Linked DNA regions of Homo sapiens: regions 2, 3, 4, 5 and 6 are each linked to region 1. A link is a contact called in ENCODE Hi-C or POLR2A ChIA-PET data. All regions are on one chromosome and are shown on one strand. The core of a region is the stretch at or near the end of the contact, and the rest is flanking DNA. Distances in the headings are between cores, read along the strand shown. Region 1 has its middle 17 kb from the start of LBR. Region 2 has its middle 64 kb from the start of WDR26. Region 3 holds the start of CNIH3-AS1 (CNIH3 antisense RNA 1). Region 4 has its middle 26 kb from the start of LINC01703. Region 5 holds the start of LINC01703 (long intergenic non-protein coding RNA 1703). Region 6 has its middle 30 kb from the start of SDE2.

Region 1 (2,699 bases), core at 132-2,631:
TTCTCACAGGGAATAGTCCACACTGTAATCTACCTCAGGCAGGTGTGCTGCTGGGAAACTCAGTTAATGATGTCTAATCTTTAAGAGCCATGGGAAACTCAGGAAGACCTAGCTGGACAGATACTACTCAGACATTTTCTCAAATAAGTGTGGCAGAGCCACTCCTCATCTGGTTCTTCCAGTCTTAGTTACCTGCCGAGCCAGGTGTGGCAGGTGTCAGGTACAGGGATCTGGGAGCTCAGAGAGCAGTAGCAGGAGCTTTAGGCTTCAGTTTTTTCTCCCACTTGATGGCCCCAGACGCCTTGGTGAAGTGAAATGCTCCCTGCCTGGGGCTCCAGGATGCCTTCGAGTGACTGCCTTAAGGTTATTGTGTTTTCTTGTGGCTACGCCAGGATGTTCTGCTTCACCAAGCATTTCCATCCTCAATCGTCATGTCCCTACTGAAACTCTGTGTTCTCTTCTCAAGCAATTTTCTGGTAAAAACATTTTCCTGGCTAGCCTGTAAGCATTGCTGTCTAGCTTTTGTGTTAGCACTGATTCAGATGGCCACTACCCACTCTGTGCAGCAGACTTTCAAGACCAAGCAGACTGATAGGCAGGCAGGAGGGTGGAGTTCTCTACCTGCTGGAATGCCCTGAGGCCCAGAGAAGGGATGGACAGGGCATCAGTGTCTCTCCCGTGTCTCTCTTGCCTTCAACCACTGACTCACCCATGTTGTTTCTCACTTAAGTTAAAACACACAGAGGGGCTGTTCTTAGAGAAAGTCTAACTCGGCTGGGCGTAGTGGCTCACGCTTACAATCCAGCACTTTGGGAGGCCGAGGCAGGCAGGTCATCTGAGGTCAGGAGTTTCAGACCAGCCTGGCCAACATGGTGAAACCCCGTCTCTACTAAAAATACAAAAATTAGCTGGGCATGGTGGCGCACACCTGTAGTCCCAGCTATTCAGGAGGCTGAGGCAGAGAATCGCTTGAACCTGGCAGGCAGAGGTTGCAGTAAGCAGAGATCACCATTGCACTCTAGCCTAGGTAACAAGATCGAAACTGTCTTAAAAAAAAAAAAGTCTAACTCTACTTTTGATCAAATTGTATTCTTGCAAACAATTTTGCAAGAAATTGATTGTCTCATTTTGATGCCATGATGACATTTTGGGAAATGTTTCCAAGTTGTTACAGTTTTCTAGCTGCCAGGACCTGGGTGCTTCCTGTGGCAGACAAAGGGTGACTCCGCGCATAGGGTGCCAAGAGGGAGGGCTCCACTCCATTCTGAACTTTTACACATCAGCCTCCTGCAAGATAAGCTTCCTGGTTTTCATATTACAACATGAACCAAACCGCAGAGGTTATGACTTCTCTGTGTTTTAAGCCCTGCCCACTTCCTGCTCACGTGCCTGGTCTGCAACGACCATTTATTTCAGGATGTGAAGTCAAAAGCAAAGCCCAAACAATAGTGAGCGGCTTCTGAGCCAAGCTCGTCAGCCTGCTAACCCACTCAGAACTGCCCCATCTTCAACATGAACAAGTGCTTCTGGAACAAATACCAGCCAATTTCACACAGTCCAGGCCTTTGACATGAAATACGGATCAGCTCTACATTTATGCACGACAATGTCGATTTGTTATCTGTTGGAGTGATTGTATACCTTCGGTGGTAGAACTGAGGTTCCCAGGGGAGCTATTAAGAAAAAAGCTTTTCTGGCACGGGTGCGGTGGCTCACGCCTGTAATCCCAGCACTTTGGGAGGCCAAGGCTGGTAGATCACCTGAGGTCAGGAGTTCGAGGCCAGCCTGGCCAACATGGTGAAACCCCATCTCTACTAAAAATACAAAAATTAGTTGGGCGTGATGGCGCATGCCTGTAATCCCAGCTACTTGGGAGGCTGAGGCAGGAGAATTGCTTGAACCTGAGAGGCAGAGATTGCAGTGAGCCAAGATCGAGCCACTGCACTCCAGCCTGGGTGACAGAGCAAGACTCCATCTCAAAAAAAAAGAAAGAAAGAAAGAAAGAGTTTTTCTGGCTAGGTGTGGTGGCTTATGCCTGTAGTCTCAGCTACTTGGGAGGCTGAGGTGGGAGGATTGCTTGAGCTGGGGGAGTTTGAGGCTGCAGTGAGCTATCACACCACTGCACTCCAGCATGGGTGACAGAGCAAGACCCTGTCTCGGGGGAGAAAAAAAAATGCAAATGCTTTCCTGACAGAACTAAGAGAGTTTGGAACTAGGGTTCTATAAAGTCAGCCCTGGTGTGGGACTTCTGTTATTACAGAGAGTACAGAAAGTGTCCTAAAAGGACAGCTGGGTGGCTGGGCATGGTGGCTCACATCTGTAATCCCAGCACTTCGGGAGCAGAGGTAGGCGGATCACCTGAGGTCAGGAGTTCGAGACCAGACTGGCCAACATGGTGAAACCCTATCTCTACTAAAAATACAGAATTAGCTTGGCATGGTGGTGCATGCCTGTAATCCCAGCTACTTGGGAGGCTGAGGCAGGAGAATCATTTGAACCCAGGAGGTGGAGGTTGCAGTAAGCTGAGATTGCACCATGGCACTCCAACCTGGCCAAAAAGAGCGAAACTCCATCTCAAAAAAAAAAAAAAAAAAAAAAAAAAAAAAGACAGCTGGCCAAACAGCAATAGGCTGATCATGTGTATTTAGCGCACATGGGCACAGCCCATGGCACCAAGGGGGACATCGAGGTCACAGATG
Region 2 (2,699 bases), core at 82-2,581, 950 kb after region 1:
AAGGTATTAGAGGGTTAAATCATGAAAGGCTTTCCTTGCCCCATTCTAAGGCATTAGACTTTATGCAGGCAGTAGGAAATCCCATTGAAAACTGTTGAGGAGGGAGGTGGCACATCAAATCTGTTTTAGGAAATTGATGGCAGGATGAAAGATAGACTGGAAGGGAGAGGGATTAGAAGCAAACCAACAAAAACAACGATTGATTAGTCATGAGTCTCGGCTGGTAAAGGACATTTTATCAAATATCTCCAGATGTCCACATGGCCTGGAGTGGGGAAGAGTAAGAAAGCAGAGATACCTATGGCAACCTCTCTTCTTATCAGAACCAATGGCCTGCCCTTCACCCTTAAGAGCTTAGTGTATACAGCAGAGAGTCCAAATCCTAATACTGTATTACAATACCTCAGAAGGCTACCCAGTTGTCATAGAAGCTTCAAACAACAGGAAATTTTTAATTTTAAAACAAAGTCCATTTTAATTTAAATTTTTAACTAACATTTTTAAAAGGCGGGGAGTAGGATACAACCCCAAAACAATAAGCTTTAACGGAGTGTCTTCACTACCAAAAGTTTGTGAATCACTGATCTAAATCATGGCACTCCCAGCACCCCTTCCCGGAGCGGGTGCCAGTCCTGGCATGGGTTCCCAGCCCTCTGGGGAGCTACTGGTGTGCTAAAGCTTTGCAGTGCCTGCGGACAGGAAGAGGCTCCAGAGCTCCCAGAGCTCCCATCCTCAGATCCACAAAAAAATGCGAATCTCTCCTAGAGCAATGTAAGTGTCTTGATTCCTCTTCCTGTCGCCTTTCCCCGCTGCCCTTTCTGCTGCACTGTTGCAGCACTGGGCTGATGACGCCAGGGCAGTGAAGGTTCCTTGCCCCCCGCATCTTCCCCTGTGCTGAAGCAGCGCATGGTAACCTGGCTGCCCGTGTTCTGATGCATTCTCCATTCTTTCCCACAGGCACACTCCCACCTGCATTCCAAACTGACTGTTTCATTTACATAATTCCAATAGCTTTCACTGCCAGCTTCCTGTTTTTGTAAACTCATGTAGAATTTTTTAGTTTCATAAGAAACAAGGGCCCCAGCTCACAATCACCCTCTACCAACATAGTTTATCTGCATCAAAGAAGACAGGGAAGCTTCTGTCCATTGGTTTCCCTTCTTATTTTAGAAATAGAAGCTTAAAAAACACCCCAGTGGTTTCCAATCCAGAGAGTTGCATATAAGCTTTTGACTTTACTGGTTACTGGCTTCCTGTTAACTGAAAGAAGTTTCAAGCTGAGTCAGAGAAGAGAACCGGGCCCAGCAGTGATTCATTAGTGTTGCTAATGACACCCCTACCGCCACCACCATCACTGCTGCTTTTGCTGGGGCTGCTGGGGCCTCCATGTTAGCCTAATCCTAAGAGAGCAAGAAACTGAAGCCATTGTCCTGATTTTCTCTTCCAGATGGCATTGCAGTGGCAGCAGTGAGCACAGGCCAAGCAAGACTGGCCTTGAGATGAGGAGGCCAGATGGGCCCTGAATCAGGGTGGTTTCAGGATGCCCAGGAAGGCACTGCTGCTGCAGAATAACTTCCCCCTCTCCCTGCCCTCCCTTTGCACAGTGCCTGAAGATTCTTCCTCCTTCTGAGCTTTTCTGGTCTTCCTGTAAGATACAAATACAGCTTAAAAGGGCTGCTCATACCCTAATATGATTAATGTGATGAGCTCACTTTGGAAAATACTAATCACTTGAGACATGCAGATGGAAGAGATGCTGAATTATAACCCAAAAGACTACCAGGCCAGAAAAGACAGTCAGGAAAGAGATGCAAGTGTCAACTACTTCTCAGTTTTGCCCAGATCCGGGCTTCACTGCAGGGTCATAGTCAGGAGCATCTGACCACCATACAGCCAGCAGTGCAGGAAGTGTTCAGCACTCTTCAGCCATGACTCTAGTTTAGGGATTTCTCTCAGTGCCAAGATCCTCCTGGAGGGCTCCAACAAACAGCAACACATAAAAAAAGTTGCTTTAGAAATGCATCTATAACAACAAAGGGTTCCCAACCCATATTCTTGCAGCTAAGTCTGTCATATGCATTATCTTATCTAATCTTCACAGCAACCTAGGAAACATCACTTCTCCTGATTCTACAGATGAACAGTGAAGATGATGCCACAAGTAAATTTCTGACTTAAAATATCATATTCCATCACAGTATAATTGATTAATTCCTAGACTTTAAAAATCAACATATCATTCACATAACATAAAATCTATCATTTTTTAAAGTAAACATAAAATCTATCATTTGTTAAAGTATACAGTTCAGTGGTTTTTAGTATATTCACTATGTTGTGCAAACATCACCACTAGCTAATTCTAGAACATTTTCATCACCCCAGGAAGAAATCTTGTACCTATTAGCAGTCACTCCCAATTCCTCCCTATGCCTCTCTCCCTGACAACCACTCCTCTACTTTCTGTCTCTATAGATTTGCCTATTTGAACATTTCATATTAATGGAATCATAAAATGTAGTTTTTTTGTGACTGGCTTCTTTCACTGCATGTTTTCAAGAGTCATCCATGTTGTAGCATATAATAGTACTTCATTCCTTTTTATGGCTGCATAATATTCCATTGTATGGATATACCACATTTTGTTTATCCATTCATCCATCAAAGAACACTTGAGTTGCTTCCCCCTTTCAGCTATT
Region 3 (2,699 bases), core at 77-2,576, 710 kb after region 1:
TGTCTCTTCTTATTTCCCTCCAAGAACCCTACATCCAACCTCACTGAGCAACTACTGTTTCCCAAACACAACAAGTGTTCTCTTAACTCTGGGCCTTTGCACATGCTGGGCCCTCGCCCTGGAATGTGCTTTTCCAATGTCACTCTTGAGTCTAATTTAAGTGCTTCTTTCTCTATGCTCCTACCAGTATTCCTCATATGTCTGTTAAGAACATATTTCCCTCCACCACTAGGATGTACGTTCCTTAAGGGTAAAGGTTTTGCTTTACACTTAACGTGAAATCCCTCACAATGCCTGGCGTGTACTATGTATCCCGTATGTTTTCTAAATGAAGGAGTGCATGTCTTAGGTGTGGCTAAATTCAAGCCAGATTTTATGGTACAATAAAAATGATAAAACACTTTGGGGTCCAATGCTCTGGCAGCAAAGGGTCAAGGGCAGGCAACTTATCTGCGCAAATACCTTCTCTACTATTTAGATATTCCCCCACCTCTGCCTCCTGTGTCCATATGGTGACTCTATTTTACAAAAAGCCAAAAATCACATGATCTGACACATGGTCTTAGCAGGGAATAGAATCTATGAAATTATAACTGTCCCAGAAAATCCAGCCCATCTGGTAGGTGCTTTTTTTTTTATTAAGATATAATTTACATACCATAAAAGTCACCCTTTTAAAGTGTACAACTGTACAATTCAGTGGTTTTTAGTATATTCATAGAGTTGTGCAACCATCATGACTATCTAATTTCAGAACATTTTCATCACCCTAAAAAGAAAACCTTTGACCCATTAGCAGTCATTCCCTATTCTCATTCCCTCCCAGCCCCTGGCAGCCATGAATTTACTTTCTGTCTATAGATTTGCCTTTCCTGGACATTTCCTATAAATAGAATCATGAAATATGTGGCCTTTTGTGTCTGGCTTTTTTCACTGATACTTTCTTTAGGGCTTCATGTTGTAGCATGTATCAGTACTTCATTTCTTTTTATTGACAAATAGTATTCCATTGTATGGATATACCATATTTTGTTTCTCCATTTATCAGCTGATGGGCATTTGGGTTGGTTCCACTCTTTGGCTGTTGTGAATGCAACTATAGATGCTTTTAACACTGACCTACAAGGGATGGGGTTGTGGTTAATGAAACCAACAAAAAGGGCCTTTCCTTATTGGACTTGTTGCCTAAGAGCAGTTTGGGAACAGGCTTTAAAGAGAGAGACCCAGAAAGGAAGGGATGATTGGAAGGCAATAGAAGCTGTCTATTTGGGTGACATCATCACTGGAGAGCAGGCTGCCCTGGCAGAAAAGACGAAGGATATACCAGTCCCAGTCTGACTTACCTCCAGAAGTGATAGAAAAGTAGAGGGACATTCAGCCCCAGCGTGAGCCACTCTTGCGCACACAGGAACATAATGCAGAAGAGGCTATGGATGGAGTATTCTGGCAGCACCAGCTGAAGAGGGAGCAGAGACACGGCCCTGAGTTAGAGGAGGAAAACGCCACTCCTGCTTCTATGGCAGCTGACTTCTGCCTGGACACTGCCTCTCACAGACGGTTGACACAAAGGCCCTCCCTGCAGCAACGTAGAGCCACTGCCCCAACACAGATCCATTTCTGGTAAGTTCTTCTTTTTATGGCACTCCTCTTTTTATTATACCCAAACCCAAATGACACAAGCCCTCAGTGCACTGCTTACTATTAACAGAATACCACGCTTGCTCCTAGGGGTCACCCATGGATGGCCACTGGGAAGACTGGAAGAGCTGGTCCAGCCCATGTGTCATCTGACCCAAGGCAGGACCACTAGGAGAAATACTGCAAGGGTTTCTAATGAATCCATAACTGCCCTGCTCTTGTTTTTCTGGCCCCTGTGTATCCTCCTATAGTAACTCACAAACCTAAAGTGAATATGTACATTTATCACAAATATAGGAGGGTCAGGAAAAAATGGCCAGCCTCAGAAGGCAGTGGCATTTTGCCTGATGGTGGATGGAGCAAGAGGAACGCGAGAAAAACAACAATTAGCAATGATGAAGAGGGACAGTGTAGCCTCTGGGGGAAGAGGGAAGAAACTGATCCTGACCAAGAAAGGCCTGATGGTGGGAAGTGTGACCAGCAGGAAGACTAAGCTCTCCCACCTCCAATCCAGCCACACAGGTATAAATGGGTAAAAGGAGCTTAAAATCATTGAAAAGCTGCTCCCAAGGGTAACTTCATTTTATCAGAAATCAAAGTTGTAAGCTAAAGGGTAACTGTAAGGAAGAAATTTGGCACCTAGACCAGCAGTAGGGAAGGCTACAGATATAAATGCACCATTTTACCCAGTTATATAGGGAGATATAGATACATATTACTAAATATATTTATTTATATAATATATAAATATACTTTGTATTGTTTAGGCTCTCATGAATACTTTGTTCTTCCCATCAAAATCTTTTGAAACATCCTTCAAGGCCCATCTCAAATGCCACTTACCTTTTTTTTTTTTTTTTTTTTTTTGGAGACATAGTCTTACTCTGTTGCCCAGGCTGGAGTACAGTGGCGTGATCTTGGCTCACTCTAACCTCTGCCTCCTGGGTTCAAGCAATTCTCCTGCCTCAGCCTCCCAAGTAGCTGGCATTACAGGCGCCTGCTACCACGCCCAGCTAATTTTCATATTTTTCAGTAGAAAGGGGGTTTCACCATGTTGGCTA
Region 4 (2,699 bases), core at 68-2,567, 660 kb before region 1:
GGCACTTATGCTGGGGAACGAAGATTACGAGTATCTGGCAAACTCCCGCCGCTCCAGCCTAGAGTTCCATCGGTATCTTGAGTTCCCCTTAGTGGGGGGATTCTGTTGGTTGATACCACAGAAGAATATAATTGCATTTGCTTCCAAGGGACTCTTTCTTGCAAGACATGTCAGAAATCCGGGCTCCCGCCGTTGGGCAGCAGCACCGTGACCTCTAGCAGGCTATTTAGCTCCGGCTTCCGCTTCTGTAGATTGGAGATGATGACAATCTTGCCAGGTGGTGGTGAGGGGTAGCCGAGCTTTAAAATGGCAAGTTTCTGCTGCAGCTCCCTCCGGCTGTGTGGCTGGAGCAAGGTCAGCAAGGCCCCGGGCCCCAGGCCCCGCCATCCCCGGCTACCCGAGAGCGCGGTCGCGGACGACTAGCCAGGACGCCCCTAGAGCCGCCCTTCCTTCCTCCGCCCGCGCCGCGCGGGCCACCCGCGGACATCTGGTGGCTAAGCAGCCTCTCCGGGCTGCTGCCTCCTCCGCCCCCGCTCCGGGAAGCCCCGAGCTGGCGCCCTCGCTCTGGTCGCAGCATCCGGGGCCGCCTCTTTCGCCCCGCGCGTGGCTCCGGAAGCAGGTCGGCTTGCCTCTGGGGATCCGCGCGCCTCTGGGGGTCCGCGCCGGCCCTGCCTTCCCCAGTGGTGGCGGGGGTCGGGGGGCGCCCAGGAGGCCCAGGGGCTGCCCCTCGGCCTCGCCGCAAGCGGCCAGCCGAGGCCAGTGGGCCAGGGCAGCTGCAGGCGCCTCCCTCCCCCGCAGCACTGAACTCCCCCGCCCCGCACTCGAGGCGGCTGCCAGGAACTGAAATATTAATAGGCACAAACTTCCTGGAAAGATTTGCGTCCTCAACACAAATGACCCCGCTTTGCCCACTGAAATAAATAAATAAAGGGCAGCTCCCGGGCCAGGCGGCAGAGGAGCCGGGGGGAACTGCCGGGGAGCCGGGGGGAACTGCCGCGAACCCGCCCCCCAGCCCGGCCTCCGCCGCGGCCCACGCGCTCTCCGCACTGCTCTTGGAACGTCCCGCGGGACGCACCGGGCGGAGGGCGCGGGCTCGGGGCTCCCTTTTTTAAGCAGGGCTTGGGCGCGCGCGGGCAGCCTGGACGCCCCGGGTGGTCGCGCGCACGCCCGGCCACGCGCACGCCCCCGCCCCCGCGCTCCCCGGAGCAGCCCCCGCCCGGCCGCGCGCCCGGCCAGCCAGCCCCTGCCCGCGAGTGACGCGCGCGCCTCCCAGCCTGCGGCTCCTCCTCTCCCGACGCAACTGGCCCGCCCTCCTCTGCGCTCCTCCGCCGGGACATCTGTCATTTAGGAACCTCAAAACAAATCTCCACCTGGCGTTTAGAAATGCGATTTGATTTTCAGAGTTCTTCGATATTCGCATCTCCCGGGATTCCCTGGGCAGGGAGGCAGCTGTGGCCCAGGAGGCCAACGCGCCTCTCCTCGCAGCAGCTCAGGAGGAGGTGACAGGCCAGGAAGCCCCACTCCGACCGCCGCTTTCCCCATGCGCCACGGATTCAGCGCCTGCTCCCATCTTGCCCATAGCACAGTTCCAAAGTAGGGAAGTGTCAGTGCCCAGCTCGACCGCATACCCCATGGAGACCGCATACCCCATGGAGCGGTCCGGACGCCCCAGCTCAGGCTTCAGGCTTCTGAAGGGAACAGCTGCATTTGTTCCAACTGTTCTCCCTACCTGGAAGCCATCCATTCATTCATTTAAAATAGTTATTGAGCGCCTAATAGGTCCTATTCTAGGCACTATTCTAGGAACTGGGGATACGGAGCAAAAACAAACACAAAAATCCCTGCGCTCCTAGAGTTTGTATTGTAATGGGAGAGACAGAGCAACCAAAGTAAAATGTAAAATATGTTAAATAGTGATCAAGCTAAGGGGAAAAAATAACCACAGGGAAGAAGGATATGAAATGTGTGTGTAGGAGAAGTTAAGTGTTGGATAGGGTGCCTGGAAAGGCCTCACTGAGAAGGCTACAGTGATTTTTGAGTAAAGGCCAGAGGGAACCAAGCAAGCCACCCACACAGATATCCGGCGGCCTGCTGTGTTCCCGGAAGAGCAGGGAGGCCAGAGTGGATGGAGCAGAGTGAAGAGGAGGTGCCTAGTGGAAGCCAGGGGCCTACCTCAGTGGCTCATGCCTTTTAATCCCAGCACTTTGAGAGGCCAAGGTGGAAGGATCACTTGAGGCCAGGGGTTCAGGACCAGCTTGGGCAACATCGCAAGCCAGCCCATCCCCTCCCCATCTCTATACTTTTTTTTTTTTTTTTTTTGGAAAATTAGCCAGGCTGGCCGGTAGGGTGGCTTACGCCTGTAATGGTAGCACTTTGGGAGGCTGAAGCTGGTGGATCACTTGAGGCCAGGAGTTGGAGACCAGCCTGGCCAACATGTATTTTTAGCTTTACTAAAAATACAAAAATTAGGCCGGTGGGGGGTCCCAGCACTTTGGGAGCTGAGGCGGGTGGATCCCCTGAGATCAAGAGTTTGAGACCAGCCGGGCCAACATGGTGAAACCCTGTCTCTACTAAAAATACAAAAATTAGCTGGGCATGGTGGCACACATCTGTAATCCCAGCTACTCAGGAGGCTGAGGCAGGAGAATCGCTTGAACCCGGGATGCGAAGTTTGCAATGAACCGAGATCATGCAATTGC
Region 5 (2,699 bases), core at 131-2,630, 640 kb before region 1:
AGACACACACCACCACACCTGGCTAATTTTTATTTTATTTTATTATTTTGTTTTGTTTGAGACAGGGTCTCGCTTTGTCGCCCAGGCTGGAGTGCAGTGGTGAGATCTCGGCTCACTGCAACCTCTGCCTCCACGGTTCAAGTGATTCTCTTCCCTCAGCCTCCCAAGTAGCTGGGATTATAGGCGCCTGCCACCAAGCCCGGCTAATTTTTGTATTTTTAGTGAGATGGGTTTTCACCATGTTGGCCAGGCTGGTCTCGAACTCCTGACCTCAAGTGATCCACCTGCCTTGGCCTCCTGAAGTGCTAGGATTACAGGTGTGAACCACTGCGCCCAGCCATGCCCGGCTAATTTTTGAATTTTTAGTAGAGACGGGGTTTCACCATCTTGGCCAGGCTCGTCTTGAACTTCTGACCTCGTGATCCACCTGCCTAGGCCTCCCAAATTGCTGGGATTATAGGCGTGAGCCACTGTGCCCGGCCTCACTTTTTTCTTTTCTTTTTCTTTCTTTCTTTTTTGAGACGGAGTCTCGCTCTGTCACCCACGCTGGAGTGCAGTGGTGTGATCTCGGCTCACTGCAACCTCCGCCTCCCGGGTTCAAGTGATTTTCCTGCCTCAGCCTCCTGAGTAGCTGGGGGTTACAGGTGTGCGCCACCACGTCTGGCTAATTTTTGTATTTTTAGTAGAGATGGGTTTTCGCCCTGTTGGCCAGGCTGGTCTCGAACTCCTGGCCTCAACTGAGCCGCCCGCCTTGACCTCCCAAAGTGCTGGATTACAGGCGTGAGCCAACACGCCCGGCCCCTGAGGTCACTTTCGCGGGGCAGAGGGTATGAAGCTGCGGAGAACAGGCTCGAGCGCTGCGGAGCCGGGAATTACTGAGTCCCGCGACGCGCGGGCAGGACTGGCACTGTTTTTTCCAGCTCGCGGGCTCTCAGTTCATAGTATGACATCCCCACCCATCGGCCCGGAGGCTGCTGAGCACTAACCCGATTTGTTTTCCAAAGTGCCACGCTTCACCCACTCGGCAGGATATGCGGCACCTTCAGGGCCGCAGCTGCAGCTCGCGGGCTCCAGGCGTTCGCATGGCTGGGCCAGGCGCTGGAGGCGGCCCTCACCCGTGGGACGGTGCCCCCCAGGCCCCGGGACGGAAAGGAGCTGCGGCGACGGCGGGAGAGGGCCCTACCCCCGGCGAGGCTGAGGCCTCAGGAGCGGACCTCACTGCAGGCAGCCCGGGAGGGAACGGCGGGGGAGTCCCGGGTCGTGGGGGTGACCCAGCCAGGGCTGGCGGAGAAGGGCCCGTAAGGTCGGCAAACCTGGGAGAGCGCGGGTGGCTGGAACCCCCTGTGCAGGCGGCCGCGTGGGGGCGGACCCGGTGGGCGTGGCGAGCTCCGGGGGCGTGGCCTGGGCCTTGGGGCCGCGTCACGTGACAACGACCGAGGCTAGAGGTGCTGTTGGGCGAACGCGAGGCGTCTGAAAGGATCAGTTTCGCGTTTTGGGGAAAGTTCTCTCTGGCACCTGGGGCTGGGGAGGGCGAGCCGGAGGAAGAGAGCCCGGGTGAGGCGGCGATTTCAGAAATGCCTGAAAAGGGAGAAGCCCGCCCCGGAGCCACGACAGTGGGGACGCTGGAGAGATGCTGGGGACCGGCCTCCACGACCTGGGGGGGAGGGGGGAGGGGACGAGCGGCGGGCACCCTGAACCCTTAGTCCTCGAGGCCCTGACAGCGACCCTCCCTCATGCTGCCCCCGAGGAGGAGTTGGAAGGAGCAGCTGGCCCCACGCCCCGTTTCCCGAGACTGCGGGCAGCGCTCCTCAGGAGTGTGTCCGGGGCCGGCTACTTCCTCCACTAAGAGACGAGTCGCCCGGGCCGCAGGAAGGGCCTGGTGCGCGGCCATCTGCTGACCAGTCTGGAGCTAGCGTGGTGGCTTCGGCTGCGCTGACAGTGATGCCACCGAGGTCTCTTACACACCAACAAGCTTCACAGGCCCCTCACCCAGCTAAGCCCGGGCATGGCATGCCTTGAGGGTATCCGAGGCTGTGACATCTTAGCAGAAATCCAAGCTAGCCCTCCCCACCCCCTCCACTCTACCTCCCCTTCACTTGGAATCAGAACTGTTCTATTTCAGCTCCAAATGTGATGATGATGACCAAATAAAATCCACCGTGAATTGAGCCCTCACTGTGTGTGCCCGGCTCTGTGCTAAACATTTGTCATGCGTTCTCTCACATAATCCCCGGACCTCCTACCACTTTCGTTATTTTTGCCTTGCCAGCACTAATTGTAAAACTGAACTCTTATTATTACGATGTTTTAATTGACTCAAATTTAGAGGTGTTATACGAAATCACAGGTTTGATGTGTAATGTTTCTTTTACTAATTCATATACAACATATAGACCTTGCAAATGTTTGAAACTGGCCGGGCGTGGTGGCTCACGCCTGTAATCCCAGCACTTTGGGAGGATGAGGCGGGCGGATCACCTGAGATCAGGCGTTTGGGACCAGCCTGGCCAACATGGCGAAACCCTGTCTCTACTAAACATACAAAAATTAGCCAGGCGTGGTGACACGCACCTGTGGTCCCAGCCACTCGGGAGGCTGAGGCACGAGAATCACTTGAACCCGGGAGGCAGAAGTTGCAGTGAGCCAAGATTGTGCCACTGCACTCCAGCCTGGACAACAGAGCAACTCCGTCTCAAAAA
Region 6 (2,699 bases), core at 90-2,589, 580 kb before region 1:
TGTCGCCCAGGCTGGAGTGCAGTGGCGCTATCTCAGTTCACTGCAACCTCTGCCTCTTGGGTTTGAGCGATTTTCCTGACTCAGCCTCCTGAGTAGCTGGGACTATGGGCACGCACCACCACGCCTGGCTAATTTTTGTATTTTTAGTAGAGACGGGGTTTCACCATGTTGCCCAGACTGGTCTTGAACTCTTGAGCTCAGGTGATCTGCCTGTCTCGGCCTCCCAAAGTGCTGGGAATACAGGCGTGAGCTACCGCACCTGGCCTATTCCTACAGTTTCTAAAAGCAGATATAATTAGTTTTAATTTAAACCACTTTGATTTCATTCAAGCCGAGAATATCTTGGTCCTCAGATGGTGGATTCAGAAGGGAACCAAAGAGGGTTTTCATTCTGTCTCATCGTGGAGAAACAGCAGCAAGAACAACCAGCTCATCTTTCTTCTTCTTCCACTTCCCCCCAAGTACCAGAGGGGAGCTGGGGCCAGCAATATCCATCAGAGAATATCAAAGCAGAAGCACATAATGTTTTGGCACCTGTGGGCTTACCTGGTGGCATCATAAGCATCTAACACCAGCCCTGAGAGTTGAACATTTTAAAAATAGGTAAAAATACAGTGGATGAACAGGTGGCCTCAAGTTTCTGTGCCGCCTGGTCCTGGAGACATGGTGCTGTGCTCAGGTTGGCTTCCAGCCTACTTCCAGTCTGCTCCCTGTCTGCTTGAGCCATGTGGCCCTGCTGCTGGAGGCTTGGCATCTGAAGATGTGAAGCTTTTGGTTAAGAGGCTCAAAGTGCCTCTCAGTTGTTACATGGAATTAATAAGGGTGAGTAAGTGCCCGCGGCCTTCTCTGGGACACTTTCCCCTCTTTGGTTTGTTACAGAAGATAAGGCTAAATAAATTTTATATTGATTGCTTCCAGACACAAAGGAGGACATCAAAGAGGAGTAAACTCCTTTCTTTCCAAGTGATAGCGCCAGCCAATCTGTCTAGTCTAGATTGAGAATTATACCTTGCCGTGACAAAGGGTCCAAAGAACATAGTCAACTCATCATCCTTGGCCAGGAATAAAGTTATTGCTTCTTAAGGGGCGGAGAACTCTCTGGCCTCATATCGTTAACATACTTGCCACCTCTAACTAGACCCAGTCAGGCCCAATGAGCTCCATTAGAGTGAAACTCAGAACCTGCTAATACCGAAGTGTCAATGGACAACAGTATTTGTTTATGTGTAAAACTGGTACTTTTTTTTTTTTTTGGTGGAAAATGAGGAAGTGAAAAGAACGTGACCTTTGGAGTCACACAGACCTGGGTTTCTCTCCTGGCACCGCCTCTGACCTGCTGTGTCACATGAGCTTTCTGAGCTTTAGTTTCCACTTCTATGACACAAGGAGAAAATTCCCATCTTATAGGGAGAATTTAGTGAAAGGACTGAGCATTTTTTCTGGGAGATGATTGGATCCCTTCATCTGATTTTTTTTTTTTTTTTTGAGACAGAGTCTTGCTCTGTTACCCAGGCTGGGGTGCAGTGGCCCGATCTCAGCTCACCACAACCTCCACCTCCCAGGTTCAAGTGATTCTTGTGCCTCAGCCTCCCAAGTAGCTGGGATTACAGGCACGCACCACCATGCCCGGCTAATTTTTGTATTTTTAGCATGGACGGGGTTTTGCCATGTTGGCCAGGCTGGTCTCGAACTCCTGACCTCAAGTGATCTGCCTGCCTTGGCCTTCCAAAGTGCTAGGATTATGGGCGTGAGCCACTGCACCCGATCCCTTCATCTGAATTTGGAGAGGGCAAAAGTTTGAACTCTGGGTTGTGCCTGGGAAAGGTGGATATGAGGTGAAGATCAGATTCGGGCAACCACAGGAGTTGACAGAGTCTGCTGGCCCTGCCATCATTTAGTGACTGGTAGAAGGCTGCTGCGGTGAGAGCTGGCTTTGCTTCGATCCTGTTAAGTAAACCACCAGGATGCTTCAGTGTTTGGAGCGGCCTTCTTTGGTCACCCACTGTGACCTGGGGCAGAAAGCTTCCAATCTCGTTCCCACGGGAGTGTTAGAGTGTTATCCATGTTAGGAAAGAGAGTGGTTTTCATTTTCAGAAGAACACGAACACATTGGCCTCCAGATGAATATGCAGCTTCAAAGCTTCTAAAATAGCTGGCTATCCCTTGTCCTGAGTTTTTGCTCAAGGTTTATGACACTGCTGTCGGATGTCTGTTGCCCCATATTGGCTAGACCGGAAAAGTGGAATCTCTTCTCCCTCTCCACATCTGAAAGAGCAACACTGTCTGCTGTCCTACAGAGCCTGTCATTGATCTATGATTTGGCCTCTCACCTTAGACTGTTCTCAATAGGTAGAACAGCGCTCCACCTTCGCCCATGTGTAACATTAGGCTGTATAAACACTACCAAAGGAAACATACATTATTCAGGGAATGTGAGTGTGTAGGTCCCACGCCCACAGTGTGTCATGGACTCACCAAAGAGATGTGTTGCAAATAATGAGTGGCATCTTGTTTCAAACAATGCAAAGCCAACAATAATAGGAAAAATGACACTTCTCTGGATTCTCCAGCTAAGAAAACACAAAGCAGTTTTGGTGGATGGAGTTCAAGCCAATGACTTTTCTACCTAAATTATTCTTTTAGTTCTTTCAAGCTGGTTTTGCAAGGTTTTAAGGAAGCCACCCAGTTGTGGGTGGAGC

The links. Hi-C counts contacts between places; a loop is a spot of excess contacts on that map. ChIA-PET counts read pairs that join two places held with the same protein, here RNA polymerase II (POLR2A). Pooled maps may share reads with other maps.
Region 2: a map of prostate gland shows a loop between it and region 1 (5-fold over the local background). The contact joins two enhancer-like sites. A Hi-C loop is called at or near these places in 1 of 168 maps with a recorded cell type or tissue (prostate gland), 3 of 37 single-sample maps with no recorded cell type and 7 of 50 pooled maps.
Region 3: a loop to region 1 is called in a pooled map, with 4 times the contacts of the local background. The contact joins the promoter of CNIH3-AS1 here to the enhancer-like site in region 1. A Hi-C loop is called at or near these places in 2 of 50 pooled maps. POLR2A ChIA-PET finds 5 or more read pairs at or near these places in 3 of 52 experiments (Caco-2, H1 and activated CD4-positive, alpha-beta T cell).
Region 4: a map with no recorded cell type shows a loop between it and region 1 (7-fold over the local background). The contact joins two enhancer-like sites. A Hi-C loop is called at or near these places in 3 of 37 single-sample maps with no recorded cell type and 6 of 50 pooled maps. POLR2A ChIA-PET finds 5 or more read pairs at or near these places in 4 of 52 experiments (B cell, GM12878, PC-3 and 1 more).
Region 5: a pooled map shows a loop between it and region 1 (3-fold over the local background). The contact joins the promoter of LINC01703 here to the enhancer-like site in region 1. A Hi-C loop is called at or near these places in 2 of 50 pooled maps. POLR2A ChIA-PET finds 5 or more read pairs at or near these places in 6 of 52 experiments (CD4-positive, alpha-beta T cell, OCI-LY7, PC-9 and 3 more).
Region 6: a pooled map shows a loop between it and region 1 (7-fold over the local background). The contact joins two enhancer-like sites. A Hi-C loop is called at or near these places in 3 of 50 pooled maps. POLR2A ChIA-PET finds 5 or more read pairs at or near these places in 2 of 52 experiments (OCI-LY7 and RWPE1).

What each region holds. Positions count from the first base shown.
Region 1 is chr1:225,443,718-225,446,416 of GRCh38, reverse strand. No RefSeq gene overlaps it. Among named protein-coding and RNA genes, the nearest start is that of LBR, 17 kb to the right of the region's middle. RefSeq lists enhancers at 1-266, 1,162-1,211, 1,712-1,781 and a cis regulatory region at 1,068-1,607. Within about 2 kb of position 1,381, at least 31 of the 41 ENCODE cell types and tissues checked have a DNase peak (open chromatin) inside an H3K27ac peak, as active enhancers do; they include B cell, CD4-positive, alpha-beta T cell, GM12878 and 3 more, where a contact is called at or near this core.
Region 2 is chr1:224,496,948-224,499,646 of GRCh38, reverse strand. It overlaps a transcript of CNIH3 not described here. Among named protein-coding and RNA genes, the nearest start is that of WDR26, 64 kb to the right of the region's middle. RefSeq lists enhancers at 781-1,312, 1,388-1,587, 1,313-1,842. Within about 2 kb of position 1,331, at least 30 of the 41 ENCODE cell types and tissues checked have a DNase peak (open chromatin) inside an H3K27ac peak, as active enhancers do; they include prostate gland, where a contact is called at or near this core.
Region 3 is chr1:224,729,219-224,731,917 of GRCh38, reverse strand. It overlaps CNIH3-AS1 (CNIH3 antisense RNA 1), which reads left to right and starts at 1,326. Exons shown (of 3, transcript NR_187293.1): 1 at 1,326-1,620. It overlaps CNIH3 (cornichon family AMPA receptor auxiliary protein 3), which reads right to left. Exons shown (of 6, transcript NM_152495.2): 4 at 1,344-1,456.
Region 4 is chr1:226,108,554-226,111,252 of GRCh38, reverse strand. No RefSeq gene overlaps it. Among named protein-coding and RNA genes, the nearest start is that of LINC01703, 26 kb to the right of the region's middle. RefSeq lists silencers at 177-226, 607-1,066, 1,147-1,246. Within about 2 kb of position 1,317, at least 39 of the 41 ENCODE cell types and tissues checked have a DNase peak (open chromatin) inside an H3K27ac peak, as active enhancers do; they include B cell and GM12878, where a contact is called at or near this core.
Region 5 is chr1:226,082,256-226,084,954 of GRCh38, reverse strand. LINC01703 (long intergenic non-protein coding RNA 1703) reads right to left here and starts at 1,380. Exons shown (of 4, transcript NR_146920.1): 1 at 987-1,380. RefSeq lists silencers at 980-1,559, 1,670-1,719 and an enhancer at 1,534-2,401.
Region 6 is chr1:226,027,756-226,030,454 of GRCh38, reverse strand. No RefSeq gene overlaps it. Among named protein-coding and RNA genes, the nearest start is that of SDE2, 30 kb to the right of the region's middle. RefSeq lists an enhancer at 208-257. Within about 2 kb of position 1,339, at least 8 of the 41 ENCODE cell types and tissues checked have a DNase peak (open chromatin) inside an H3K27ac peak, as active enhancers do; they include OCI-LY7, where a contact is called at or near this core.